Linked DNA regions of Homo sapiens: region 2 is linked to region 1. A link is a loop called in an ENCODE intact Hi-C map of the cell type or tissue named here. Cell type or tissue: CD4-positive, alpha-beta T cell. All regions are shown on one strand. Links, peaks and the distances in the headings refer to the core of each region. The heading gives the core; the rest is flanking DNA.

Evidence for each region. A loop is a pair of places that touch in the nucleus more often than their neighbours do. Peaks named below come from ENCODE experiments on the same cell type or tissue, not always from the same donor. Only the 100,000 strongest peaks of a DNase experiment are listed, where the experiment ranks them.
Region 2: it touches region 1 in a loop (7-fold over the local background); 6 of 110 quality-filtered maps call a loop at or near these places.

Annotation. Positions count from the first base shown.
Region 1 is chr5:56,831,515-56,847,065 of GRCh38, forward strand. All of the region lies in intron 1 of MAP3K1 (mitogen-activated protein kinase kinase kinase 1), which reads left to right. Among named protein-coding and RNA genes, the nearest start is that of MAP3K1, 24 kb to the left of the region's middle. RefSeq lists an enhancer at 11,756-11,925 and a silencer at 12,567-12,809. In CD4-positive, alpha-beta T cell, for the core only: CTCF peaks have their summits at 7,166 (motif pointing left) and 7,366; a DNase peak (open chromatin) is centred at 7,117; H3K27ac peaks cover 1,760 bases.
Region 2 is chr5:55,977,141-55,991,642 of GRCh38, forward strand. It overlaps IL6ST (interleukin 6 cytokine family signal transducer), which reads right to left. Exons shown (of 17, transcript NM_002184.4): 2 at 5,584-5,671. Among named protein-coding and RNA genes, the nearest start is that of IL6ST, 11 kb to the right of the region's middle. In CD4-positive, alpha-beta T cell, for the core only: CTCF peaks have their summits at 1,172 and 1,376; a DNase peak (open chromatin) is centred at 1,111; H3K27ac peaks cover 1,721 bases.

The sequences.
Region 1 (15,551 bases), core at 5,842-8,341:
CGAGTTTAATCAGACCAACTATCAGGCAGGCATTTAGTTTGCACTTTCAAAAATTGAAACTTACACATTTATTAAATGATATCCAGAATCATTTCCTTTTTCTTTTAGAACATTAAACATTAATCCTTTTGAGTATTCTCATGTATTTCAAGGTACTTATGATTGCTTATGTAGGACTAATGCAAAAATTAAATGAATTCCATGAGAATTCTTTTTTGACCTCACAAGAGTTAAGGAGACCTACTTTATGTGAAAGTGAGATTTTTATAGATAATACTTTGAAAACCTAAATTACTCTGATACTAAACAGTTTACTGTGTCTGTTAAAGTAAAAAACCTAATTGAATTGCAGTTGAAATTCAAGAGTCTAGACATTCCTTGTGGGCATATTTGATTTCCTCTTTCCCCTTTTAGCTGTTGGAGAGGGAATTGCCAGGTGTCTTTAGTGGAAAGATATTTAACCTGCTGTCTGACTGCTTATTGTGGTAGATGAAGTGTTAGCACTGGCTCAGGCTTGTGAGACCGTTCCCCATTACTGTCCTAACACTTTGGCAGGATTTTGAGTAAAGTTACTTTATTTAACCTCTTTTGAGTTTGACCTCATCTATGAATTAGAAATAATGATACCCTTCATACTTAGAGAATTTGGGAAGAGCAAATGAGATGATGAATATAAAAACCTACCCTTTCAGAAGGGTAAAAATAAAATACTAGGATTTATGGTCATAGCATTTTAGAATTCGGAAGGACAACCTCCTGACTCTAAGCAGTAAAAGTGGCAAGCAAAGGGGGTTCAGCCATTGTTGAGAGATTTCCTACTTCAGTACAGTGCTGGGTCTGGGATCCAGCCTCAATCATCCTAGTTCACTGTCACTCTCCTACTGTACTTATCTGAAATGGCAATAATAGTTAACTTCCTCTGTGCTTGGTACACTGGATGCCTTATATAAATTGTCTCATTTAAGTCTTACATCATCCTTGTGAATTTTGATTCCCATTTTACATATGAGAAATCAGAGACTGTGAGAGGTGAGGTATCCTGGCAAGGTGGTAGCACAGCTAGTGGGTGGCAAAGCCTGAAACTGAACCTTAGCAGTTTGACTTCAAGCCTGCGTTCTTAACCTTTATGATTATCTTTGCATATTTTTTTTAAATCAAGAGGTAAGTTTGTTTAATCAGAGCACAAATTTTATTATCTTGGAAAAATTATTCATTTCTTTGTCTTAGCTTTTATTCATTCTTCACATAGTGTATTATGAAGTCAAAATCATATGTAGTGATGACTTTTTAAATTAAATTATCTATTTAGGTCTTCCAAAAATACAGAAAACATTAGTGAAGCATTTTAAGTTTTTGTTTTGTTTTGTTTTTGTTTTGAGACGGAGTCTCGCTCTGTCACCAGGCTGGAGTGCAGTGGGGCTATCTCAGCTCACTGAAACCTCCACCTCCTGGGTTCAAGTGATTCTCCTGCCTCAGCCTCCCTAGTAGCTGGGATTACAGGCATGCATCACCGCACCCAGATAATTTTTGTGTTTTTAGTAGAGATGGGGTTTCACCATGTTGGCTAGGATGGTCTTGATCTCCTGACCTTGTGATCCGCCTGCCTCAGCCTCCCAAAGTGCTGGGATTACAGGCGTGAGCCACCATGCTCTGCCATGATTTTTTTGTTTTTATATGAAGTTCTTCTAAAATAAAGCAAGTTATAAACACAAATACATTTAAATTTCAGTGTTTTTACAAGGCCAGGGAAGAGACGCGGCTTCAGGGAAAAATATGGTTGAACTTTGTTAATACATACATTTTTTTGCCAGCAAAATTGGAGATATGCTTGGTGTGCACATACATTAAAAGCAGTAATTGTTAACACTTTTGGAGTACTTCACAGAGTGCCTGCCCAGACTGTCTGACATGCTTCTCATTTGGTGCCTACGCAGCCTTGCACAGTAGTAAGGGGAGAGTGAACACTCATGACCTCCTGCTGTCTATGCACACACTCCCTCCCCCACAGTGCCTCAGCTCACACCTGAGTATCTCTCTGCATGCTCCCAGGGAGCTTCCTGCAGTACCTTAGGCATTCTGAAACGTGTGTCTTTACAACAAGACACACTTGTTAAAGCTGTTTACAAATGAGCCTTGGCGGGGGCGGGGAAAGCTGGTTTTCATTTCCAGTTATTTTAAATTTAGGCTTATTTCACACTTCAGCATTCTTTTAATTAATGTGTTTTAATTAAAAGAATTAATTATTCTTGGTTGGTAATGCCCTTTAATTTGAGTAAAGATGATATCTAAGGCCAGCATCTAGTATTAAGTTATGCCTAGATGGACTTCTGTTCATTTATTCTGTTACTGGTGGTTGTTCTTTACTAGTGAAATAAGTTAACGAATGCCTGCCTGTCACATGTGGGGCCTTTATTTTGTGTTCAGCAGGCACCTTCTTTGATAATTATAAGAGCTTAGTGACTGAGAGAATTCAGTAATCTTCCTGACCCCTATGCCTTCCCAACAAAGGAGATTATCTTTTAGTTTATAGAAAGGTCACTCAGGTAAAACTGAAATCTCCTTCAAGGCAAGATAAATATCTTTATCCTTAACTGTGTCTCTGACATGCCATTATTTTTTCTTCAGTAGTAGTTTGCTGGCCCATAAGTCTTTTATGTGAACTGCTTATGGTTGGAAACTTAAACACTGTCACTTTAGCTCAGCACTTGTTTATTGACATACTTTCCTATGTGTATGTACTGTGCTAGGAACTGAGTGAGCCCTAGGTAAATGCTGGAGCCAGGGGAGATAAAAAGAGAGTTTAATTCTTGTGTTCTCTAGCTAGTTATTGATTACTTGTAGCTAATTTCATAAGAAACTCTTGGAGGAAACTGAAGAGTAGTTGTAGGTTCTACCTGGATGTGACAGGATTCTATGTGTATGCCTGGATATGAGGACAGCTTGTTGAATACTGCCTGTTAATTTGCTTTTGGGTGGATCATGAGGTCAGGAGTTCGAGACCAGCCTGGCCAACATGGTAAAACCCCGTCTGTACTGTACAAAAAATTAGCTGGGCATGGTGGCAGGTGCCTGTAATCCCAGCTACTCGGGAAGCTGAGGCAGGATAATCACTTGAACCCGAGAGGCGGATGTTGCAGTGAGCTGAGATGATGCCACTGCACTCCAGCCTGGGCAACAGAGCAAGACTCCATCTCAAAACAAAGAAAGAAAAAAGATGAGAGAAATATTGTTGTGCTTTAAGAAAGCCTTTTAAATTAAAATGTGAGTTGACACCCCAGCCAGAATAAGGGTGATGGTGTCAGGCTCCTGAAAATGATTTTGTTGTGTATATTTTACTTATATACAGCTTTTAAGAGAATAACTTGTATAAAATAAGATACTTAATTTTAGATATTATTATAATAAGTCTTAACAAGTAATAAGATATAAAATTAAGTATCTTATTTTATACAAGTTAATTACTTATTAGTGGTAATTCCACCTGCAGGCTTGAAGTTTCATGGCCTCCAGTGTTTCTCTCCAATGGAACCTTTGCTCCGTTGAACCTTGGATGGCTTAGAATCTGGCACAGATGCTAAGGGTTGAGAAGTGAATGATAGTTCTGTTGGCAATCTTAATTCCTTGATGGGCAGGCCCAGGATCACATCCATACCTTAGAAAGGGTAGCAGGGAAATACTAGCTCAGCTTCCTCCCTGAAGAATGCCAGTATTTCCTGGAAAAGAGCTGAAGAGGATCCTATGGAGGAGCCTGAGACCACTGCAGGTTAGGAGACAGGAAGGCAGGGAAGAGGAGACAGGAAGGCAGGGAAGAGGAGACAAGGAGGCAGGGAAGAGTTGACAGGAAGGCAGGGAAGAGGAGACAGGAAGGCAGGGAAGAGGAGACAAGGAGGCAGGGAAGAGTTGACAGGAAGGCAGGGAAGAGGAGACAGGAAGGCAGGGAAGAGGAGACAGGAAGGTAGGAAGAGGACTTTTTCCAAGGAGCCAGTGGTCCGCAGTAGGGATGCTGCTGGTTGAGGGCTACAGAGGACGTGGGTTAATGGAGTGATGGGAGTGGGACGTACTTTACTGAGGGATGAAGGAGAGGTGCGGAATCTTAGGCTACTCTGGAGAAACCTGGAGAAGGAGGGAGATGGGAGAGAAATAGAAGCTAGAATGTTTGCAAAGATGAAGCATTTTGGGGTTTGGTGGTTTTTTGTTTTAAGATAAAAAGGGGGGGAATTTTACAAGCTGAAGAGATGGCACAGAGAGGAAAAAGTTTTATTTGTGGTTAAAGTAGTGAGCATGCTTTTCTGAAATGTCATTTCTCAAGGAGATGGCGGCTTGGAGGGGGTCAATTGATGGTTAATAGGAAGCCAGTCTAATGAAAAGCTAGCTATACCTTTGAAATAGGAAATTTGTAGTTAGAAATGTTTGTGTTCTCTTTGTTTAAATTGTAGCTTGTGGTATAACAAAACATTCACTCATCAAATTTTGTAAAGAATTGGCTGTATGCAGATACTAGGAAGATGGCAGTAATGAAACAGACACAAATCCCTGCTCTCAGAGAGATAATATTCTAACAAAAACGTGTTTGTAAGTGTGCGCAGAACCCATTTCATGATTTCTGCTTGGTTTGTGGACTCGACTGAGGTTGATGTGAGCAGTTCCTGTAAAGGACCATCCCTATCCCAGGTTGTTCAGAGAATTGTTTTCCGTCCAAGCCCTCTGAGTGGCTCTTGTGTTTGTCTACCCTCTTCCTAATTGTCGCTTTTAAATACCTCATAGAAATACTCTCTCTCCATATTTCAACTTGGTCAGCATGTGTACCTGACTACAGCCAGTCAAATTTTGGTGCTGGTGACATGGGTGTGGCAGTGCACGTGGGAAGGTAATTCAGGAATTACCTTTTTTTTGGTAATAATGTCAGAGTGTTAAAGTGATTAGTTTTTAGAGAGTTAATTTCGGACCTATTTAGAAATACCCATATAGATATTACTTATTCTCTTGCATACTGATAGGCTTTCTTGGATGGGGAAAGTGGTAGAGATGTGATTAACGCTTTGGGCATTTGTGCGGTTTATCTTGTCTCTGCTTCGGGTCGGGAGTGACTTGTTACTGTTTACATGAGGCTAGTTGTGTGGCACTCCCTAAACAGTTTATTGAAGTTTTGTCTTGTGTATGTGACTGTCATATTATGATGGCAGAGTTGTTGAGAACAGCTGCTTCAGCCTATTGTCAAACATTTTGGCCCTATCCATCCAGCATACTTCTTTTAGGGGACTGAAGGAAAGGGACCCAGGAGTGTCTGTGCAGACTGTCATCCTAGTAATGCTTACTTGGAACAGTGAACACAATCGATTCAAGTCTCAAGTCTTTTGATTTACCTTAATCCATTTGAATTTTGTATTTTAGCCACCTTTGTATCTTTGACATAAAACCATCACAGGGTACTCCTCTCAGAAATCTTGGAATAAAATTGACACTCTAGAAAACAGATGCTCCATTTTTTATGCTTATGCTGTGGTTTTAAATGTATCCTGCCAGCAGTATCCCCCCACCTTAAGCTAGGAGAATCTAGGTGTGAGAAATTTGGATTCGGAATTCCAGCACTGCCCCCCAGACATGCCCATTCACTGACCCCCTGAGCTAGTTCCCTTTCTTCCTCTTGGGTTGCTTCCCTAATAGGATGCACTTCATGGCTTTTGCATCTCCCCTCCCAGCCACAAGATCTTTGAATCTCTGAGGGTTTTCTTCAAGGCATTTTATTCCTACTTACCACAGGAAAAATTAACAGCCATTAACAAAATTATAGACATGGGTAAGTTCCTAAGTTAGGTTTTCACTGAAATATATATGAGTCTAGACTCATGGTTCTTAGCTTCTTTACTGACCATCTCTTAGTCTTTTCCTGGGGTTGAAAGCTGTCATTTTTCCCAAGAGTGGTGTGGGAGCTCTTCCCTCTTTCTGCAGTGCCCCAGGACTAACAGTGGATACTTGGCATACACAAAGGCCTCAGTGAAGCTTATTTACATCTTGGAGATCTTTCTGGCGTAGAAGTTCATATTGGAAAGGCATTGCTTCCTCACAGCTTCCTATGTACAAATACTGGGCATTTGGGAGTCTGGATGAAAGATGAGTAAGACAAAGGCTTTGTTCTCAAGTAAAAGTCCAAGGGGAAAAGATTAATCCATTATTTTATTAAGTACATATTTATTGACTACCACCCTTGTGCCAGGCTTTCTGCTGGGGCAGGAGACATAAGCTTGAGACCCATTTCCGTCCTCACGGATCTCAAAGTCAAGAGTGGGAAACAGATAAGAGGCCATTATAGCAGTGCTCTTTGCTGAGTGAGGACTGAGGAAGATTTCTTCACACTGAGTTTTAGGGGACGTGGCCAGTGGGGGAGGCTGAAGGCAGCACCTGGGATGGTTTCTCCAAGGGGACCCTAGAGCTTCAGTTAATGAGGTGAACCCTACAGAGTACTGACACCAGGAAATATGCCTAAGGAAAACTAGATAAACTAGGGTTTTATTTTTATTTTTTGCTTCTTCTGTATGCTAGGCAAACTCACATTTTATTAGCTGTCAGTCTGTTTTCATTTTTCAGTTTAAAAGTTTTCAGGTTGATAACTTTGGTCCGGTATCAGTCAGAGTGATGATGAATTGAGTCAAAGCTGTTGTTTTAAAAAGAATATTCATATGCATGCCTATGAAAAAGAGCTGTCTTGTTTTAAAATGGAGTAATACAATTTGTGTTACAAGTACAGTTCTTTGCCCCATTTCCATTCAAATTGTCATTTATATCTGAAATCATTAAAATTAGAAAACAGTTATGATGAATGTCTTTTGAAGCATATAGCAGGAAAAGTCATAAGTCAAAACCTGCCAGTTTAAAGTAAATGCAATTATTTGGTTCTATGAAATTGTAGCTTTTGCTATAGTGAAAAGAAATTGGCATATTTATGAACAACTCCAGGATCTCATTGAAATGAGGAAGACATTATTTAGGAAGACAGTAATGATTCAGACTATATTTAGGACAGGATGTTAGAGTTAATGTGCCTTCTCTTTCAAGTGATTAGTGGGCAGATGACATCTTTGGTATTAATGATTGCCTGAGTTAACATTTTTAAGGAAAGAGTGCCACCTACTGAATGAAGAGCTTTTGTTTTCTTCCATTCAATTCGAAGAATCTTGTTTCACTTTGAATCCTTAGTGGGTGGCATTTGCTGGGCAGTGATCCCGTCTTCCAGTGGATTGACTAGGGTAGCTAGGATTCTTAGAGGGAGTTTATGCCCCCAAAACCAGGTGTAGAAACAAAACCTAAGCATAAACATGATTCAGCACTTGGCAAGTCTCAAAACCTTACCATCATGTTAATGTACTCACTGGCCCAGAAGGTTTTTTGTTTTGTTTTGTTTTGAGCTAGGAGCAAATGGCTGGGAGGAAATGAACTATTCCAAAAAATAATTGAAGGGGATTGAAGAGCATATGACATTGGTCGAGATCTTCTGGGGAGACTTCGTTTTCCTAGGGAATAATATTAGTGCAGAGATTGCTTGATCACAACTTGGCCATAGGTCAGTGGAGGGATTCCTGAGGTCAAGTTGCGAATCCAAAGGCCTACTTCAGAGTAATCCATATGGTGCTCTTTTTGTAGTTCCTAACAATAGTATCTCATTAGTGAAAGGTTGAGTACATGAACAGCAGCAAACACACCAGTATCCGAATTAAAGGACATCATTTGAGAATTTCGCATAGTCATTATTTTTAGTATATTGGGACATTTTTGATGTTGTGGCTTAATTGACTACTAGGCATCAGCCATCTCCAGCTTTTTCCACTTGTCGATTGGATTATGCAAGTCATGAGTGGTATTTAAAAGAGGTGGACTGTATGCTAAATTGATTTATCCTTGCTTATGTGTACAGATTAATGGTATAATCCATGAGGGGTGATAGATTAAGATCCTGAAGTGAAAAAATACATATATAGTGTCAGGTATATTAACCAATGGTTAGTTGCCTTTTATTTTTCCAGTGTAAAGTATAGCAGATCCTTCAATAATGTCATTTAGTTGAACATTTTGGACAATTTTGCTAAAAAGTTGATGAGGATAAAAATCTCTTCTGGCAGAGGCTACTGTCTGTATGGAGTTTGCATACTCCCCCCATCTCTGGGTGGATTTTCTCTCAGTACTCTGGTTTCCCCCTGACACCCCAAAGATGTGCACGTTAGGTTCATTGTCATGTCTGCAAGGACCCAGACTGAGAGAATGTGGGTGTTTGTTAATGCACCCTGCAACGGGATGACATCCTACCCAGGGCTAGTTCAAGTCTGGCACCCTGAATTGTTGGGACAGGCTCTGGCCACCTGTGACCCTGAACTGGAATAAGTGGGTAAATAATCATCTTATTAATGTTTCTTAAATGTATGTTACAGCTCACATTTTTTCAGTGTTTAGTGTTAGAAGTGTTTGGGGTCTCTAGAAGTTTGGTGATGTTTTTGTGACCAGAAATATGCCATAGAAACTTTCCCACTTGTTTACATCAATTGGCCTATGGTAAAGTTGGTTTTAAAGTCAAAGTTTCTCTTATTGTGTAACTTGCCATTGACATCTACTCATGTTACTTAAATAAGCGTTTTGTTTGTTTGTTTGTTTTTTGTTTTTTTGAGATGGAGCCTTGCTCTGTCACCCAGGCCGGAGTACAGTGCCCTGATCTCGGCTCACTGCAACCTCCGCCTCCCAAGTTCAAACGATTCTCCTGCCTCAGCCTCCCAGTTAGCCGGGATTACAGGCACATGCCACCACACCTGGCTAATTTTTGTATTTTTAGTAGAGGCAGGGTTTCACCATGTTGGCCAGGCTGGTCTTGAACTCCAGACTTGAGGTGTTCTACCCGCCTCGGCCTCCTAAAGTGCTGGGATTACAGGCATGAGCCACTGCGTCCAGCCAAATAATGAGTATTAATTGGCTGAATAGCAAGTATTCTCTGAAAACATTATTTAATAATACAAAACTTGTAAATATTTTAGCAATAACTGTGTTTTCAGATTTGCACTCAGAAAACTAGTATGACTTTTAATATTGTATCCCAGCTTTTCTCCTTTTAAAAAACAGAAAACCCTAACTTCTGTAACTTGACTGAGATTAAGCGTATCTGATACCATTATTCCAGATTATGAGAAAAGTCAGCTGTGTGGCTACAGAGAGCTCTGGCCTGAAGTAGTTATTAATAGAATTCACATTGGGACGTAAAAACAACTGGAACTGAAACTTGGTCTGAGAGCCGCCATGTTTCATGTCTCATTTCAGGCTACTACTTTGCATCTTTTTGACTTACAGCACTTAAATATGCAAATGCAAAATTGTTAAGGTTTTTTTTTTTTTTTTTTAAAGATGGAGTCTTGTTCTGTCTGTCACCCAGGCTGGAGTGCAGTGGCACGTTCTCAGCTCACTGTAACCTCCGCTTCCCGAGTTCAAGCGATTCTCCTGCCTCAGCCTCCTGAGTAGCTGGGATTACAGGCATGCACCACCACGCCCAGCTAATTTGTGTGTGTGTTTAGTAGAGATGGGGTTTTGCCATATTGGCTGGGCAAGGTGTTTCACACCTGTAATCCCAGCCCTTTGGGAGGCCAAGGCAGGCAGATCATCTGAGGTCAAAATTGTTAAGCCTTTTAAGGAAGAGAAATGTATGGCTTATTGATTTAAAAAAAAAAAAAACTAGACAGGTTAATATTTTTCATGTAAAACGATCTTAAAATCTTTGTGCTCTCTACTTTCTCGAATGTTCTGCTTGACAGTTGTCTGAACTTTCTGAGAGCTTTGATAGAGTCTTATACATAATACGTGCCTCTCTTAGTAATAAAGTTTGAATTGCTATGATAGTGAATATTGGAGGAGTCTAAAAGTTCGTAACAGTATGTCACCCATACTGATATACTGCCTGAGTTAGTACAAGGGGTCTGCAGATCCACTTAGCTACCACGTAGATGGTGATGATACCTTAAGAAAGGATTTTCACATTCAAAAACATGGAGAGCCACTGGATTATAGAATGACAAAGAATATTTTACTCAAAAAAATTTTGGGAAGTACTCTCCAGATTTAACGATTAAAAGGAATTTGTGGTCCTATTGAGCTTTCTATCTTCTGATGGTGTCTATCTGCCTGACAGGAATAATATTGATGTGGCAGTGGCGATAAATGAATTGTATGTTCACACTGAATGACCCTAAGCTATCATCTTGTAGTCTGATGTGATTTCATAGGTTCTTAAGTTCCAAAAAGGTTGTGAATTTCTTAAGAGCATGTCATGGCTAATGGCACAGTCAGGACTTGATTATGAATTTCCAGACCCCTGAATCCTGTCATTTTCCTTTAGTTCCGTGAAGCTTCCCACAGTGTGGAGTAGTAGTTCAGTGGTGCATGTTTATTTTTAAGGAAATATTTCAAGCATACAGAAAGATACAGATGGAATACATTAGATAATAGTATAATAAACAGCCAGAAAACCTTCACCTGTATTTAATAAATGTTAATATTTTATTGTACTTGCTGCAGTGCAGTTGGATGTGTATTTTTTAAAGGAACTAATATTAAACAGTTGAAGCCTCCTTTGTCTTCTGGCTAGAGCTTCTTCTCTCCCTCAATACCAGCAGAAGCAGCCTTGTACAGCAGTCTTCATATTCTAGATGTTGCTAGTCAACATTGTTACCTTCTGAAACCAGAAAAAAAGTTTTATTTTGCTACTGTCATCTGTTTTTCAAATAACTTGTTAAAAGAAGTTATAATAACAGCATAGTGGAGGAGGACAGGACTTTAAAGTCGTAGAGAGCTGGTTTTGAAACTCAGAATTGTCACTGACTATGGAGAGTTAATCAAACTACTTAATCTTTCTGCAGGTTTCTTCATCTGCCCAATGAAGATGAGGACTCTTACCTTGTAGCTTTGGTGAGATGTAAAGCCACTGTATGGACAATACCTAGAGTAGTACTTAGAACAGAGGAGGCACTGCAGAGGCTAGCTTTAATAGTAGTAGTAGTGATAGTAGTAATTCAGTTTATTGTGGGCTACCATGCACTTGGTGCCATTGCAAGTACTTCATCCATGTTCATTTAAAAAGTGAGGTAAGAATTAACTATATGTAAAAGACTTAGAACAAGGTGTGGCGGGTAGTAGGTGGGTCATAAGTATTAGCTATTATTATTATCCCCATTTATAGGAGAATAATGGGAGGAACTCTAAGAAGTTAACTTTCTTCTAAGTACTTTACATATATATTAATTTATTTAATCCTGGTCGCTACTTTATATGGTAGATACTATTATCCCCATTTTATAGTGAGGAAATTGAGGCACAAAGAAGCACTTCTACCAAGATTGCACAGGTAGTGTCAGAGCTTATATCTTAACCCAGGCAGTCTCGCTCCAGAACTCATGCCCCTGATCGCTGTGCCATACTTCTTCTGTATGTGGTATGGCTTCTTACCTTATCTATCCAGTCCTAGGAACATATCTTTCAGGTGGTATGATCTCTATTGACTAAGAAGTCCTTCCTGGTTTTGTTGTAGATGCAACACGTTTCCTCATGTGACCCCAGCCTGTTAAAATGGGGTCATTTTGATAGAAGCTACCTGGATTTGATTCGTTTGGGTGGCTGTTGCTCCATAAGTACCTTTAACAGTCTCTTCACCCCCCACCCACCAGTTCTTCCTGAAGTCCCCAGTGTGGGTCTTACATGTGCTGAATTTGGCCAGTGACCCAGTAGCCGTCTCTGGTCAGCACTGCTTTCTGGCCATTGCCATCACCTCCTTCAGCCACATTGGCCTCGCCCCCTCGGACCTGCTTCACCCACCAGTCCTGCCAGTAACACCACCATCAGTGCTGAAGATGCACAATGTTCCCACTGTGCAGAGTTCCAGGGTCTTTACAATGAAATGAGAACCATTCCCCAGGCCCATTTATTTTATTTTGTATTCTGGGACTTACTTGTAACCATATAGAGACCTTTAGAGAAAATAAATTACCAAGGTTTTTTGGTTTGGTTTGGTTTGGTTTCTCATGGCTTTTTTGCTTTCACCCCAGACCTAAGAGCTTGGCAGAGAATGAGTGGACTGGACCAGGGGCAAATCTTTGTGACAGACTCTGGCCTCTGCTAGTGGTTGGATTGGGCCAGGCTTGAATTTCTGATGCCCCCTTCTCTTAGGGTGGGTTCATACAACGAGACTACCCATCTCGCTGGCTGTCTAAATAATCTTTTCTCCCCATATTCATTTTGAATTATTGGAGCCTTAATTGCACTACAGACATGCTAAATTTTGTGATAGCTTAAGTAGTATTAAGACATTAAGATTCCTGGTGTTAGTTTTTTCTCTGCAATTTTCTTAGAAATATTGACTTACTGGAGCCAGAGGGTCTGTAGAGATGAGCCAGTACAGGTTTCTTAGAGTATGTTCCAAGGAACACTGCGCTATCAAAGATGCTCTGCATAAAAGGACTTCCATGGCAAGTGAATGTGAGGAATGCTACATACCTTCTTTTTCCCCTTGGAGATTAATGACACATGTAGGTCTTATTAGAGGCTCTGTGCTGTCCTGTGATAAATAAAGCCAACTAACTTGTTTTTATCAAGTGTTCCCTGATTTGCAGAATCATTAGATGTTTAGTATTATAGGATTGTTTTTTTTGGTTTTTTTTTTTTTTTTTTTTTTTTGAGACAGAGTCTCGCTCTGTCGCCCAGGCTGGAGGGATCTCAGCTCACTGCAAGCTCCGCCTCCTGGGTTCATGCCATTCTCCAGCCTCAGCCTCCCGAGTAGCTGGGACTACAGGTGCCCGCCACCATGCCCGGCTATTTTTTTGTATTTTTAGTAGAGACGGGGTTTCACCGTGTTAGCCAGGATGGTCTCGATCTCCTGACCTCGTGATCCGCCCGCCTTGGCCTCCCAAAGTGCTGGGATTACAGGTGTGAGCCACCGTGCCCGGCCTAGGATATTATTTTGCCAAAGCTATGTCTTCTGTTTGGAACATCTTTTGGCCTTCACCAACTCTCTCTTCCAGTTCTGTTCTTTAAAATTATTCAGGCATCACCTCCTCTGTGGATCTTTTCAGGACTCTCCTAGATAAAATTAAGGATGGAGATCACTCCACCTTCGCAACTGTTTATGGGATGTTAAATACTTTTATTACAGCAGAGTTGACATTGTGTTTTCTTGCTTCTGTGAGACAGAATGATTGGAGGAACACAGACCCTGTTTTATTTATCTTTCGTTTTTTAATTTTTCTTCTTTGCTGCCTGGCCAGTGCTTATCTGTGGTAGGTGTGCCAGCATTCATTGAACGGAGTGGTTTGCTAGCATTCAAAGCATAAAGAAGAAAAGCTGCATTTGTCAGGAAGTCATTCTTCCTCATTCTGAGCATCCCAGTTAACATGCCTTTTTACCAGGTGGAAGGAAATAGTATAGTACTAGCTGTTCTGTAGAATTTTGAAAGAAATCCTTCTCCTAGCAAAGACTGTAAGAGGGCTTTGTATGCTAATTCGGGGTTATCCCCTCTTCTCCTTTAATCTCAGAGCATTAAAAACAGTTAAGGGCTTTTTTAAAATAGAAGGTATTCACTCAAAATATTACATATCTATAACTTCTTAAAATACAGAAGCTTTAAATTTTGTTAGTGGGGTAAGAATTATAGTAAGTTGTATTATGCCATAACCTACATATACTAACAGACCACTTTCGTAAGTATGTACTAGCCCTGTTGAGTTGACCACTTAGAAGTATACTCAAACTGCACTGCCACATTTCCCCAAAGGTAACAAGTAAACATAGGAGAAAACATACACTGCAGCCTTCATGTAACACTGACTTGGGATCTTTTTAATGAACACCCAAATGGTGAAGGAACAGAGGTTTTCATTTCACTGTGCCATGCATTCTGTACCAGTGCCCCCAGATAAGGGCAGGATGCATGGCCTTGCTGAGAACACCCCTCCCCCCACAGTAGTAGTGTAGGAAGTTCCAACCTACTTCTCTAGTGTAACGTCTCTCTAGGTTTATGCATCAGTTGTCTTGTAGACATTCCCAGCCCTAGATTTGTCAAGTAGCAAGGGGGGATTCTTAAAAGGAAAAACACGTTTAGCCAAAAACTGTTTTGTTTTGTTTTTAAAAACATCCTTCTTACTTACTGATCTGTGTTCAACAATTAGGGAAGAGGATACTCACAATGTTTCATTTTTCCCCAAAGGTTTCTAAAGGTTTTTCCTCAAGTACCAAGGACACAACAAAGGAAAGAATAAACAGTGGAATTTTTAGCGCAGAATGTCAAAAGAATACAAGGTTTTATGGGTTTTTGTTGGAAAGGAACAAGTGGGAAATGGGACCATATTAATTTTAAACTCCCTCTGTTGGGTGCTCAGAACATAGTTTACCTTAAGCCTGATGGATGTTCTGAGTTTCTCCCCGCAGGGAGATAGGTGAAAGAGTCCTAGTATTTAGAAGTACTGTTACAAAGCTGATTACTCTGATGAGTGATATAAGTGTTTTAAAGCAATATTTAGTCTAAGTAGTAAATATTCCTAAGACAGACAGTAACTTTACAATTCATTTGTTTTGTTGTCTTAAATGGCAGAACAATGTTGTTTTTCTGTCACTAACGTTTTTATATGTTTTCTAAGATGATGAATCATACAGAATCACCAAACTCATATTTCTGTTCAGGTCTGACCATTTTTACAATTTTCATTTGCCTATGTAAATATTACCCACATATTATAGTTCATAATTTGTGATATGTCAGCAGATTTCATTGAACTTGAGTCTTAGGTCACAATAGAACTAACAACATATTGGCTTCATTCTAGTCCAATTTGTTTTCTTTTATGCCTACACACCAAGGGTGTTCGCTTGAAAACAAGTCTTCCTTCACCTCCTGCTTTTTCTCCTCACCTGCTCTTTAAAAAATAATTGTACCTGACTCAAATTGATAGTCTTCTAGGATTTTCATTCGCTAACTCAAATTGCTAGTCTTCTAGAGTTTTCATTTGCTACCAAGTTAACTTGCTTACTAACTTGATTTGTCTTATCTCTTTTAGATTTATTTAAAATCCCTACCAATTTTAAGAGTCACTGCATATTCTTGATTACTTCTGCATGGCTATATCTCCATGTCCCCCTCTCCGAATTCTGATGTGTATTTGACTTGTTTGGATTATATTTCCTCCTGGCAAGTTTTGACTTCGTTGCAGTTTGACGTTTTCTTGACCTGTCAGTGCTCATGATTGTTTCCGTGGCTTAACAAAGTGTACATATTTAGTTTCATTATTGTATAAATTTGTTGATTTTTCTGTTCATCTATTAACACATTTAGAAGAAAGAACTTTTCTTTTTCCAAATTTGAACAGAACATCTCAATTCTATTAGTGATGTGCTTAGTAATGTGTATTGGATTGATTTATTGTGGTACATTAATAACTTGAATGTGGTAGTTTTTAATGGAATCTGCCAGCTACATTTCTGAGAGACATGAGTGTGCCAAAGAAACACCATAACCAAGCTTTTACACTACTGCCTTATTTTCT
Region 2 (14,502 bases), core at 91-2,590, 860 kb before region 1:
AAAAAAAGAGTATGAACTGGTGATACATGCAGTAGTATGAATGAATCTCAAAAGCATTACACTGAATAAACGAAGCCAGACACAACAGGTTATACATTGTATAACTCTATTTACAGGAAATTCTTTTTTTTTTTAAGAGATGGGGGTCTCACTATGTTGCCCAGGCTGTCTCAAACTCCTGGGCTCGAGCAATCCTCCTGCCTCAGCCTCCCAAAGCACTGGGATTACAGGCATGTGCCTCAGAAATTCTTGATACGGCAAAACTAAGGTGACAGAAAGCAGATCCAGGGTTGCCTAGGGCTGAGGTAGAGAAGGCACACGTAAAAGGGCATAAAGGAAATCTGGGGTGATAAAAATACTCTATGACTTGATTGTGGTGGTGACTATAAGACTCTATACATTTGGCAGGACGCGATGGCTCACGCCTGTAATCCCAGCACTTTGGGAGGCCGAGGTGGGCAGATCACTTGAGGTCAGGAGTTCGAGACGAGCCTGGCCAACATGGTGAAACCCCATCTCTATTAAAAATACAAAAAGTAGCTTGGCGTGGTGGCGGGTGTCTGTGATGCCAGCTACTCGGGAGGCTGAGGCAGGAGAACTGTTTGAACCCGTGAAACAGAGGTTGCAGTAAGCCCAGATCATGCCACTGGACTCCAGCATGGGCAACAGAGCGAGACCCCGACACACACAGACACACACACACACACACACGCCAGGTGTGGTGGTGTATGCCTGCAGTCCCAGCTACTCATGAGGCTTGAGGCAGGAGAGCTGTTTGAACCCGGAAGGCAGGGGCTGCAGTGAGCTGAGATGGCACCACTGCACTCCAGCCTGGGCAACAAAGCGAAATTCTATTTAAAAAAAAAAAAAGACTACATTTGTCAAAATTCACTGAATTCTGTGTCAACTGTTTCAAAGGCACTGAGATTTTACCTTACTTTCAAGCTAACAAGTCAGCCTACCACAGTGTCATGGATACTGGCAAAAGGCATGACATTTTTGCGTCAGAAGCAAAGGACTGTATTACTCATAACAGTAGTCAGAGTATCAGCATTTTCTTGCGCCAGCTGCTTGAGTCCCAACTGTCACAGGGCATTGTGAAGTCAGATGACACCTGAACAGGCTGCTTCACAGGAAAGAAAGACAGATCTTAAGTAACCCTAAACTTGAAAAATATGCAGGAAGCATGTCTGCCATTTACTCTAGAGGGAGACATTATCTGTATCTTTGAAGACTGTAAGTAAGCCTGTCCTTTGCTCCACGGCTCTGAGAGTCTACCTTCCAACATTCTTTAAAAGGTAAGTTGGCTGGGCATGGTGGCTCACGCCTATAATCCCAGCACTTTGGGAGGCTGAGGCGAGTGAATCATGAGGTCAGGAGTTCAAGACCAGCCTGACCAACATGGTGAAACCCTGTCCCTAATAAAAATACAAAAATTAGCCAGGCGTGGTGGCGGCCGCCTGTAATCCCAGCTACTCAGGAGGCTGAGGCAGAGAACTGCTTGAACCTGGGAGGCGGAGGCTGCAGTGAGCCGAGGTCACACCACTGCACTCCAGCCTAGGTGACAGAGCGAGACTCCGTCTCAAAACAAAGTTCAGAAAAAAGGCAGCCATCAGGGTTTTTGCTGATAAGAAACGCAGAAATGTTAGACTCATGGGTTTCCTATCAAGTTGTAACTAAAAAATGGTGAATTTTATTGTTTATAAATTAGACCTTAAAACAAACAAAATCTGCCCAGATAAGGTATAACCAAAAGAAACGAGTGCTTAATACCTCCAAAGACATCTACAAGAATGTTTACAGAAGTTTTATTCAAAATAGATGAAAAATAAAATCAACCAAATATCTATTAACACTAGGATAAATTATGGTATATTCAAGTAATTGAATCACAGCAATGAAAAATAACAACAGATACATGCATCATGGATGAATCTCATATATAATACAGAATGAAAGAAATCAGACAGGTTGGGTGCAGTGGCCCACACCTGTCATATCAGCACTTTGGGAGGCTGAGGGGGAAGAATTGCTTGAGGCCAGGAGTTAAGAGGCCAGCCTGCACAAAATAGTGAGACCCTGACTCTACAAAAAAATTTTAAAAGAGAAAAAAGGCAAGAAAGTACGCTCTGCATGATTTATTTTACAGAAGTTCAAAAAGAGGCAAAAGTCTACGGTGTTTGGTGACAGAGGTCAGAGCAGTTGTTTTTTGTGAGGAAGGGTATAAAAGGGGACATTCTGGGTGCTGAGCATGTTCTGTATCTTGATCTGGACAGTGATAAATTCACTGAGCTGTACACTTATGAGTTCTGTTTTGCAGTATGTAACAAAAGGTAAACAAACCAAAAATTATCCCAATACCATTCTTACATATTAGTGTTGGCAAAAATATAAAAACCCAAAAAGTATCAACAGGGTGTTGTGAGACTAAGCAACGAAAGTATCGTCACACACTACAGGTTATAGTGTAAATTGGCATAAGCTTCCCAATACATTGAACACTTTAAAAATGGTCAGTTTTGTTGTTTGTAAATTAGACCTCACTTAAAAACAAAGAAAAAAGCTCTACCCAAACAAGGCAGAGAGCCAGTTCGGCAATATCAATCAAAATTAAAACACACACATTTGATTCTAATGATTCTACTTTATTTTATCCTACAGATATGAATAAAACAACACATGTACAAAGTTATTCACTGCATTGTTTTTAACAGTAAAAGGCTGAAACAACCTGATTATGATGGGACACTAGTTAAATGATGGTATACCAAAACCATGTAAATGTAAATACTTGTAGCCATTTAAAAAAAATGAGGAAGCTCTATATGTACAGAAACATAAAGTTATCTAAAATACATTGTTACATTGTTAAGGTACAGAACAACGCATTTGCTATTATTTGTGGGCAAAACAATATACAAGAAAACAAAACACACATTCGTTTTTTTATATATGCACAGTATCTCTAGGAGGATAAAAGTTCAAATACTGGCTGTGACAGGGTATTTGAGAGATCAGGGTGGTAGGGAGACGCTCCACCATATACTCTGCAGCCTTGCAATGTTGACCATGTGAATCTTTAGTACTTATGCAAAAAATAAATTTAAATTAAAAAATACTTAATGTCAGCTAGGTGCAGTGGCTCACGCCTGTAATCCCAGCACTCAGGGAGGCCGAGGTGGGTGGATCATCTGAGGTCAGGAGTTCCAGACCAGCCTGGCCTACATGGTGAAACCCCGTCCATACTAAAAATACAAAAAGTAGCTGGGCGTGGTGGTGGGCACCTGTAATCCCAGCTACTTGGGAGGCTGAGGCAGGAGAATCACTTGAACCCGGGAGGCGGAGGTTGCAGTGAACGGAGATGGCGCCACTGCACTCCAGGCTGGGCGACAGAGTGAAACTCCGTCTCAAAAAATAAATAAAATAAATAAATACTTAAGGTTCAAACTATTGGGTACTATGCTCACCAACTGGGTGACAGTTCAATCGTACTCCAAACCTCAGCATCACACAATATACTCATGTAACCTGTACATGAACTCCCTGAACCTAAAATAAAAGCTAAAATTATTAAAGACAAAATACTTAATGTGTAATTTTTTTCTTCTAAATAAAACTATTAACTCTTCTTGATGAGAAATGGCTTCCTAGTTCTGCACTTGGAACACAATATTGTTTTATTAAATATACATACTAACTTGATTTTATGCACTCCCTAATCATGTAACAGCTTGCCAGCATGCCCAGCTAATTTTTTAAAAATTTTTCTGTAAAGATGGGGGTCTCACTATGTTGCACAGGCAGGTCCCAAACTCCTGGTCTGAAGCAATCCTCCTTCTTTGGCCACCCAAAGTGCTGGAATTACAGGTGTGAGCCACTGTGCCAAGCCAAATGTACTATATTCTTGCAACAAAGCTGCTCCAGAACAAGAGGTCCATGAAAGAATTTATGATTACTTCAAAGCAATTAGATTTGTTTGAGTAGTACCATGGAACACAAGCAAAGCGAACTAGGCAAAGGTAGATTCCACATTTCACATTTAGAAAGTAATCTTTCCTAATTTTTAAAAGATTGTAATGGAGAGGTGATGAAGAAACATCTATTATGGGACTTGATTTCATAGTCCAAATCTAAGAGATGAAGACACAGTAACACTATATAAAATATTATATGCAATACAGTTAACTTCACTTGGGGCTTGCTTAAAAATTGACAGAATTATGGCCGGGTGCGGTGGCTCATGCCTGTAATCCCAGCACTTTGGGAAGCCAAGGCAGGCGGATGACAAGGTCAGGAGTTCAAGACGAGCCTAACCAATATGATGAAGCCCCGTCTCTAATAAAAATACAAAAATTAGCCGGGCATGGTGGCGCACACCTATAGTCCCAGCTACTCAGGAGGCTGAGGTAGGAGAATCACTTGAACCTGGGAGGCGGAGGTTGCAGCGAGCCAAGATCGTGCCATTGCACTCCAGCCTGGGTGACAGAGCGAGACTCCATCTCAAAAAAATAAAAAAAAAAATTGACAGAATTGACAGTAGTTTGCTTATTTTTTCCCTCCTTTCCTTCTGTTGATACTAATATTTAATTTAAAATTATATTAATAGCACTATTACCTCACCTCTTGCAGAGTTTTCTATGCATATATTATAACCATACATTGCATACACTAACCTTCCTTGAAATTTGCAGGTAACTTGAGAAGCTTCTATGAAGCCAAAACCTAACTAGTAACCATAAATACAGGAAAGATTATTTCTGAAAACCAAAAGCTGTAATCATTCCTCAACTATGGTGATATAACATGGTAGTGTGCCGAAAGGAGCTAGATGATGTATAACAAGTATTGCTACTTTTAATGTTAGAGAAACAAAGTTCATAAATGATTTATTTAAAATAGAATAAATTCAAGATTATCCCTATAGTTGTTCATTCTCATTTACTTTCATTTCCATATGTTTTCTCAAGTGAGAGAAAAAGCAGTAGAGTTACAATGGATAAATATTTAATGGTTAGGCTCTTTATAAATTATTTTTGTCACCTATGGATTGTGATTTTTTTTTCATTTTCTAACTTAACCTAAGGATGAAATAAAAAGCACGAATATATTTAGATTTACATTGCATGTGAAAAAGAATGTCAATATAAACTTTGTTACTATGGTAACATTACTATTACAATTGTAGAACAGTATATGAACTAAAATTGCCAAATAGAAGGCAAAATAATGCTTGTTGAATTAATAAGTTGCGTGGGGATCAAGATGAAGAAAATTTCTATATATCTTTCACAGTACAGTGTTACTGTGAATAAACTGCCAGAAGTTGGTAATACCTACACAAAATTAACTAATTATTAAATTAGTTTTTAAATTATCCACTCTGTTCTCTTCCATTAGTATCAATTATGAGTTCATAACAATTAACACTAGGATATTATTTTACATTACACAAAATGTTGTCACATAAATTATTTCACTTTAGTCTCCTAATATCCTAAAGAATCAGGTGAGTAGGGCAGGGATTATTTATTGGAACTTTGTAAAATAAAAAAACAAAAAATTCAGACAAGATCAATTACTTACCCAAATCACAAAATTAGTAAGTGAAGGAGTAGGGATTTGAAGCTAAGTCTTCTACTTCTAAATGTCATGCTTTTTCCATTGGGTTTCACTGTAAAGAGAGGAGAGTCTTGTTCAGAAGGCTGGCTTTGATAATTTTATTATATGTGTACTTTAAAAATCCCCATCTGCTCTTAGGCTTTTGGGTTTGCAGAAAGTATCCTACTTTAGATATGTTCTGAGCTTCAGAATAAAATAAACCCATAAACACTTGTATAAGAGTATTCAAATATTCTAGTGCTTTTTTTTTTTTTTTTTGAGACAATGTCTCACTCCCATCACCAGGCTGCAGTGCAGTAGCACAATTACAGCTCACTGCAGCTTGAACTTCCCAGGCTCAGGTAATTCTCCCACCTCAGCCTCCCGAGTAGCTGGGACTAGAGATGGCACCATCATGCCTAGCTAATTTTTTTATTTTTAGTACAGATAGTGTTTTGCCATGTTGCCCAGGCTGAGCTCAAAGGGATCTGCCCACCTCAGACTCCCAAAGTGTTGGGATTACAGGCATGAGCCACCGCGCCCAGCCCTAGTGCTATGATTTGATATACGCTTGCAAACATTATTGGCTCACCCACACCTAATGCAAACTTCCCTGACGTCTATGTAATGTCACAGAAACATGACAGGAACATTTATGACAGACGGAGTTCTTTAACAATCACATATTTCTTCTTCTACTAGCACTAAATTAAGCCTGCTAACAACTATTCTATGTAACCAGAGATAAAAATCCATTTTAAGATTTGTTCACTTAAATTCTAGCTTAAGTACTAGTGCTCCTCTTTGAAATACAACAAGTAACTTCAAACTTAGGCAAGGAGTTGAATCTTCCATTATTGTTTCATACACATTAAGCCTTTGATATAACTTAATAACACATAAGGAATTAAATTTATAAAAATATTTTTTAAATGTCTAATGAAAAGAAACTGAAAAAATGCCATGTGAAAGTGCACTATAATCCCACCAAGAGATAACTACCATGAACATTTTGGTGGATATTCTTGCAAAATTTTTTATACATGTATTATATAACTTTACATTGTATAAATATACACACTTTTCTATTTTACAAAGATGGGATCATGTAAGTGAGAAATGTTTTATAACCTTTTTCACTTAACACTACATAGTGGACATCTTCATAAGTTAATATATAGAGAGTAATTCCTTGTAGCCTTTGCTCAAATTCACCTCCTCATAGAGATCTTCCCTAACCACCCTGTGTTTCTTATACCCCTTTACTGATTTTTTTTTTTTCTACAACACTTAACACCTTCTAAAATAGGCTAGCAAACATTTTCTGTAAAGGGCCAGATAATAAATATTTTAGATTTCGTGGGCTTTAAGTTCTCTCTTGCAATTAGTTAACTCCGTTATTAAAGTGCAAAAGCAGCCATACACAATATGTAAATAAGTGGGCATAGGTATATTCCCATGCAACTTTATTTATAAAAATGGCTGCAAGCTGGATTTGGCTTATGGGCTATAGTTTGCCAACCCCTGTTCTAAATACAATATAATTAAATTAATTTTCTTTTTGTTTGTTATGGGCTGAACTGTTCCCCCCAAAAAATATGTTGAAGTCTTAACCCCAGTAGCACAAAATGTTACTCTATGGGCAGATTTAATTGGATGTTATAGTGGAGTATAATAGGCCTTTAGTACAATATGACTGGTGTCTTTAAAGAGACAGAGCCAGGAAGAATACCATGTGAATACACAGGCAGAGATTGGAGTTATGCAGCTGTAAGCTAAGGAATCTCAACGACGATGGCTACCACCAGAAGCTAGGAGAGGCAAAGGAAGATTCTATCCAAAGTCTCAAAAGGACTTCTAGCCTCCAAAACCTTGAGAGAATAAATTTGTTGTTTTGAGCCACCCAATTTGTGGTACAGGTTGAACATCCCAAATCTAAAAACTGAAATGCTCTAATTCCAAAACGTTTTGAGCTCTGGCATTTTGGATTTCAGATTTTAGGATTTGGGATGCTTAACTTTAAGTATATAATGCAAATACAACACAAACTGAAAAAAAAAAATCCAAAATCCAATATACTTCTGTTACTAAGTATTTCAGGTAAGGGATACTGTAACAAAGGGATGCTCTATTACAGTAGCCCCTAGGAAACTAACACATAGTGTGTGTCCCCAAAATAGAAGGTAAGTGAAGAGTGGAATGGCTAGGCCCTACGGCAGGTGTGTGCTTGGCTATATCTTCTTTGATGATGTGTCTGTTCAAACATATTGATCAACTGGGTTTCCTGTTTTCTCATTAAGTTTTGAAAGTTCTAAGAAGATATTCTGGCCTTTATTAGAAAATGGATTTACGCATTATTTTCTTGTATGCTTGTCTTTTCATTCTTTTAACAGTATCTTTTGACGAATAGGAGGTTTAATTTTAATAAAGTTCAATTCATCAATTTGTGTTTTTGATGTATCTAAGAAGTCTTTGCTTAATCTAAAATCATAAAGGGCCCGACGCAGTAGCTCACACTTGTAATCCCATCACTTTGGGAGGCCGAAGTGGGTAGATCACCTGAGTTCAGAAGTTCGAGACCAGCCTGGGTATATGGTGAAACCCTGTCTCTACTAAAATATTTTAAAAATTAGCCGGGTGTGGTGGTGCACATCTGTAATCCCAGCTACACAGGAAGCTGAGGCAAGAGAACTGCTTGAACCCGGGAGGCAGAGGAGGCTGCAAGTGAGCAGAGATAGCACCACTGCACTCCAGCCTGGGTGACAAAATGAGACTCCTTCTCAAAAAAAAAAAAATATAAAAAATAAAAATAAAGTCAAAAAGGTTTTTTCCTACAAGTTTTATAGTTTTAGGGTCATTTAGGTCTCAGTTATTTCAAGTTAATATTTATGTGTGGTGTCAAGCTGAAATTTGAGTTCATTTTGTATATACGGATAATTGTTTCAAAACTATTTGCTGAAAAAATTATCCTTTCTCAAGTGAATTGCCTTTGCGTCTTTCTTAAAAATCAGTTGTTCACAGGTGTGGGTCTATTTGGCTACTCTCAATTCCAGGGTGGGCAAGCTTTTCATGTATGAGGTAGGAGGTAAATATTCTAGGTTTGTGAGCCATAAGGTCTCTATTGGAGCTACCAATCTACTGTTACGACACAAAAGCAACCATAGAAAATACATAAACAAACAGGGGTGGCTGTGTTCTAACAGTACTTTATGAAAACAGAAGGTAGGATGACTCCTACTCTATTTGTTCCACTGATCAATTTGCTTATTTATATGCTACCACCACACTGTCGTGATGACTTTAGCCTTATAAATCTTGAAATCAATATTCTGTGTGCACTTAAAAAGCACTGCTGCTGCTGGTAGAGTGTTACATAAATGGTCATTACGTGAATTTGGTTGATAGTGTTCAAATCTTCCATATCCTTACTGATTTTCTGACTACTACTTCTATCATTGTTCAAAAAGGGATATTGAAATCCCTGAATATAACTGTGGATTTACTTCTCCTTGCAGTTTTTACCCTGTTGTGTTTTGAAACTATGTTATTTGGTAGATCCTTTTGATAAATTGACCCTTTTATCATTAGGAAATGCCCTTCTTTACCACTGGTAACATTCTCTGAAATCTACTTTGATATTACTATAGCCAATTCTGTCTTACTTTGATTAGTGTTATCATGACATATCCTCTCCCATTCTTTTTTGTTTAATCTGTATGTTTCTTCATATTTAAGTGGCATCTTTAGGGGGTAGGCAGCATGTGGTTGTATCCAATCTGATAATCTCTGCTTTCCAATTGGGTGTTCAGACCATTTACATTTAATATAATTTGTGATATGATTAGGTTTAAAGCTATCAGCTTCATATTTGTTTTCTTCTTGACTGTTCTTTGTTCCTGTTTACTTTTCTGCATTTATTTTTCTTAATTATTTTTTATTCTCTTTTCCTTGTTAGCTAATAAGCTATAATTCTTTGTTTTCTTATTGGTTGCTTTAGGTTTATAGTGTACATCTTTAACTTTTCACAATCTATCTTCAAGTAATATTATGTCACCTCAGGCATAGTATATAATAGTATACTTCCATTTCTCCCCCCAGACCTTTGTGCTATTTTAGCATATATTTTACTTTTGCATATATTAAAACTTCACATTGGTAGCTCCCACCTGAAATCCCATCACTCTGGGAGGCCAAGGCAGGAGGATCACTTAAGCCCAGAAGTTTAAGATCAGGTTGGGCAATATAGTAAGACTCTCGCCTCTACAAAAAATAAAAAGTTAGACAGCTGTGGTGGTGCATGCCTGTTGTCCCAGCTACTCAGGAGGCTGAGGTGAGAGGACTGCTTGAGCCTTGGAGGTCGAGGCTGCAGTGAGTTGTGGTTGCACTACTGCATTCCAGCCTGGGTGACAGAGTGAGACTGGCACATATTTACTCGTGTGGTTACCATTTCTAGAGCTTTTAATTCCTTTGTATAGATCCGTATTTCCATCTGGTATCATTTTCCTTGGGCCTGAAAAACTGCCTTTAACATTTTTTTGTAGTATGGTTAGAGAAAAGTCTAAATAGATTTGAAAACAAAACCAAAGTGTGAATGCTAACAAGTATTTAGCCTAAAATAAGCACAGTTCAAAATGAGAAAAGATACTGCTAATTACTATATTAACAGACCAAAGGAAAATGACAGGGTCATTCCAACAGATGTTTGAAAAGCATCTGATAACATTCAACAACTGTTCATCTAAAACTTAAAAATAACAACAAAGTGTCAGAAAACTAAGACTGAAAGAGACCATCCTTACCTTGGTGAAGGATAACAAAGATGATACAGGGACTCTAGAACCAGATTGCTTGTGTTCAAATTTCAGTCCCTATATTTTAACATCTTAGGCAAGTTTTTAAATAGCCTTCACTTTTACTTCCTTTATCTGTAAACATGGGGTACCACCACCACCTACCCATCTAGGAATGTTATGATGATTAAATAACTCATTATACATAAAGTGCTTAGAATCATTTGGCTCATTGTAACTACTCAATAAAAGGTTAACAGCTGTTATTATTAGTGCAGCTCTTGCTGTTGCTGCCACAGGTACTACTATAAGAAACCTACAAGGCCAGGCATGGTGGCTTACGCCTGTAATCCCAGCACTTTGGGAGGCCGAGGCAGGTGGATCACAAGGTCAGGAGTTTGAGACCAGCCTGGCCAATATGGTGAAACGCTGTCTCTACTAAAAATATGAAAATTAGCTGGTCGTGGTGGTGGGCACCTATAGTCCCAGCTACTTGGGAGGCTGAGGCAGAAGAATTGCTCGAACCCGGGAGGCAGAGGTTGCAGTGAGCCGAGAATGCACCACTGCACTCCAGCCTGGGCGACAGAGTGAGGCTCTGCCTCCAAAAAAAAAAAAAAAAGGAAGAAAGAAACCTATAATAAGCATCTATAGGTTTAAAGGTAAAAATTAGAAGCGTTCCTATTAATGTCAAGATTCAGACAAGATGCTTGAAGTCATCAGTTATTCACCACTGCTCTAAAGGGCTTAAGCAAAAATATAATAAATAAGATCTAAAAATGGAAAATAAATTGTGAATGATATGATCATCTATCAAGAAAGAGTGAGAATCACATGACAAACTATTAGGACTATTGAGAATTTAACACAGTAGTCAAACAAAACATCATCAAAAAATAATAGGACTATTTAGAGTTTAACATAACAGTCAAACAAAACATCATCAAAAAATAGCTCTCCAGCTGGCGCGGTGGCTCACGCCTATAATCCCAGCACTTTGGGAGGCCGAGATAGGCAGATCACCTGAGGTTGGGAGTTCGAGACCAGCCTGACCAACATAGAGAAACCCTGTCTCTAATAACAATACAAAATTAGCCGGGAGTGGTGGCGCACACCTGTAATCTCAGCTACTTGGGAGGCTGAGGCAGGAGAATCACTTGAACCCAGTAGGCGGAGGTTGCAGTGAGCCGGGATGTCGCCACTGCACTCCAGCCCAGGCAACAAGAGCAAAACTCCATCTCCAAAAAAAAAAAAAAAAGCTCTCCTACATACCAGTAATAACTAATTAGAAAATGTAACAGAAGGCTGGGTGCAGTGGCTCACGGCTGTAATCCCAGCACTTTGGGAGGCCGAGGTAGGTAGATTGCTTGAGCCCAGGAGTTCAAGACCAGCCTAAGCAACATGGCAAAACCCCATCTCTATAAAAAATAAAAAAAAAATAAAAAAAAAAATCAGCCGGGCATGGTGGACCATGCCTGTAATCCCAGCTACTCAGGAAGCTGAGGTGGGACAACCACTTGAGCCTGGGCTTATAGAGGCTGCAGCAAGCTAAGAAGCCAAGATCTTGCCATTGTACTCCAGCCTGGGTAACAGTGCGAGGCTCTGTCTCAAAAAAAAAAAAAGTCTCGCAGAAAAAAAAAAAAAGGGCAGTCTAAAGGTAAAGTAAACATAGCACTGATTGGCAAATGAATAGACAACTAAATCAATGGTACAAAACAAAACACACTCAAGTGTATATAAGAATTTAGTATCTGATTTTTTAAAAGGTTGCTCATTTGCTGGGAAAATAAAGGACTATTCAATAAATAGTATTGGGACAACTGGCTCCATAAGCAAAAAAGAAAAAAAAGAACCCCATTTCATCAGACAAAAAGACACACACTCATGCACGTGCACATGCATGTATAAGCATACACTCTCTCTCCAGATTAAGGACCTAAATGCAAAAGCAAAATTATAAGCATATTGAAAAACACATAGAATATGCTTATGACCTTAGGGCCTTTTAAAATTAGACTATTTTAGCCAAATGAAAAGGTTTACAGAGCACTTTGATGAACATCCATGTTCTCACCATTGCTTAAGAAATAAAAGCTCAAGCTTTTATTCAATTTTTATTCCGTTACAAACATAATTGAAGCCATATAAATAGTTCTTGCCTTTAAGAAGTCCAAAGTTTAGAGATGCAGAATATGCACAAAGTGCCACAGGAGCACAGAAAATACCCAATTCAGACAGGGGCCAGGAGCGCCCAGTCTTAAAATAAGGGTAGGGGTTCCTAGATAGAGAAAATAGCACACATATGAACTCTACATCATCTTTGACTCTAATTGTCAAGTGAAGATTACCAATGACAAAATCCCAGAGCATGCCAGTCTAACCAGAGCTATGCTATCTGAAACATAGCTCTGATTAACTCACTTTGCACTAGGGGGTGGGGTTGGGGGTAATACATAAAACAGAACATCCAAACAAAAAAAGACTGAGCAGATCAATCAACCTTAGAGCAAAGGGTGAAGCTGATTGCTTAAAAGAAAATGAAACTTTGGAGGCAGAACATTCCAAATGTAACAGGGCAACAGATTTACAGTGCTGAAAGGAATGAATCTCCTGCTCTGGATATGTATACACACAGCTTTAAAACAATCATCTATATACTATAGCCATTTTTCAGCCAATGTAGCTCTCTTATTCACGATCAATCAGCTAATTTCTTATTAAATCTTACTAAGATACACTAGATAGCCGCAAAGTTTAAAAAAAAAAGAAGAAGAAGAGACTGTAGCCATTTTGACTATATATATCACAAGTGTTTCTGAAGCCTTTCACATTGTTGACCATCCCTGGTTCTTGAATTTCTCCTATATCCTGGTTTCTATGTAACCAGATAATGTAGTTGAATTCTTTCCTTTATCCTCTTTCTTGTCTCCTTTACTGAATTCTCTGCTAGCTTTTATCTCCAGGCTATGAAGGTACCCAAAGATAAAGTACTGGGCATCGACTTTTCTTTTTAAATACCAACTTCTTTGAAGACATGACTTCAACTACTACCTTCAAACAAAATAATTTCAAGAATTTTGGCTTGGATCTTTCTTTTAATTCCAGTTACATTTCATCTTCTTAGATATTCTGTCTCTGAGTCTTATCAATTTAAGAGGTCTAAAAACAATACACCATAGGTACATGCTCATGAACACATATACACATAAATGCCCACCCACTTTTTTTGTTTATTATACTTTAAGTTCTAGGGTACATGTGCACAACATGCAGGTTACATATGATACATGTGCCATGTTGGTGTGCTGCACCCGTTAACTAGTCATTTACATTAGGTATATCTCCTAATGCTATCCCTCCCCCCTCCCCCTACCCCATGACAGGCCCTGGTGTGTGATGTTCTCCACCCTGTGTCCAAGCGTTCTCATTGTTCAATTCTCACCTATGAGTGAGAACATGCGGTGTTTGGTTTTCTGTCCTTGCAACAGTTTGCTCAGAATGATGGTTTCTAGCTTCATCCATGTCCCTACAAAGGACATGAACTCATCCTTTTTTACGGCTGCATAGTATTCCATGGTGTATATGTGCCACATTTTCTTAATCCAGTCTATCATTGATGGACATTTGAATTGGTTCCAAGTCTTTGCTATTGTGAATAGTGCTGCAATAAACATACGTGTGCATGTATGTCTTTATAGCAGCATGATTTATAATCCTTTGGGTATATGCCCAGTAATGGGATGAATGCCCACACACTTTTTAAAAAGTCACAAGGACTTACCATTTTTCCCTATCTACAAACAACTCATCCTCTTCAACTGCCTAAGTCAATGGAGTCCATCGTTTCTCTCATCTATGCAGTACATTTTAGCTTTTCTCAGTTACAAATCTTATCCTGTCTTCTCTCCCATAATATCTTTCCCACCCATCTCTTCTTTTTACTCTCTACCACAAACTAACCTAATTTGGACATTGATCACCTCAATAATTTCAACTGTGTTCCTGCTTCCAGTCTCTTTCCTCCCCACCAAGCATTCTGAACATTGTTGGTGGATCACTCTCTCTACAACACAACTTTAAACCTGTCATTCTTCTCCTCAACAGCTTTTTAAAGGGT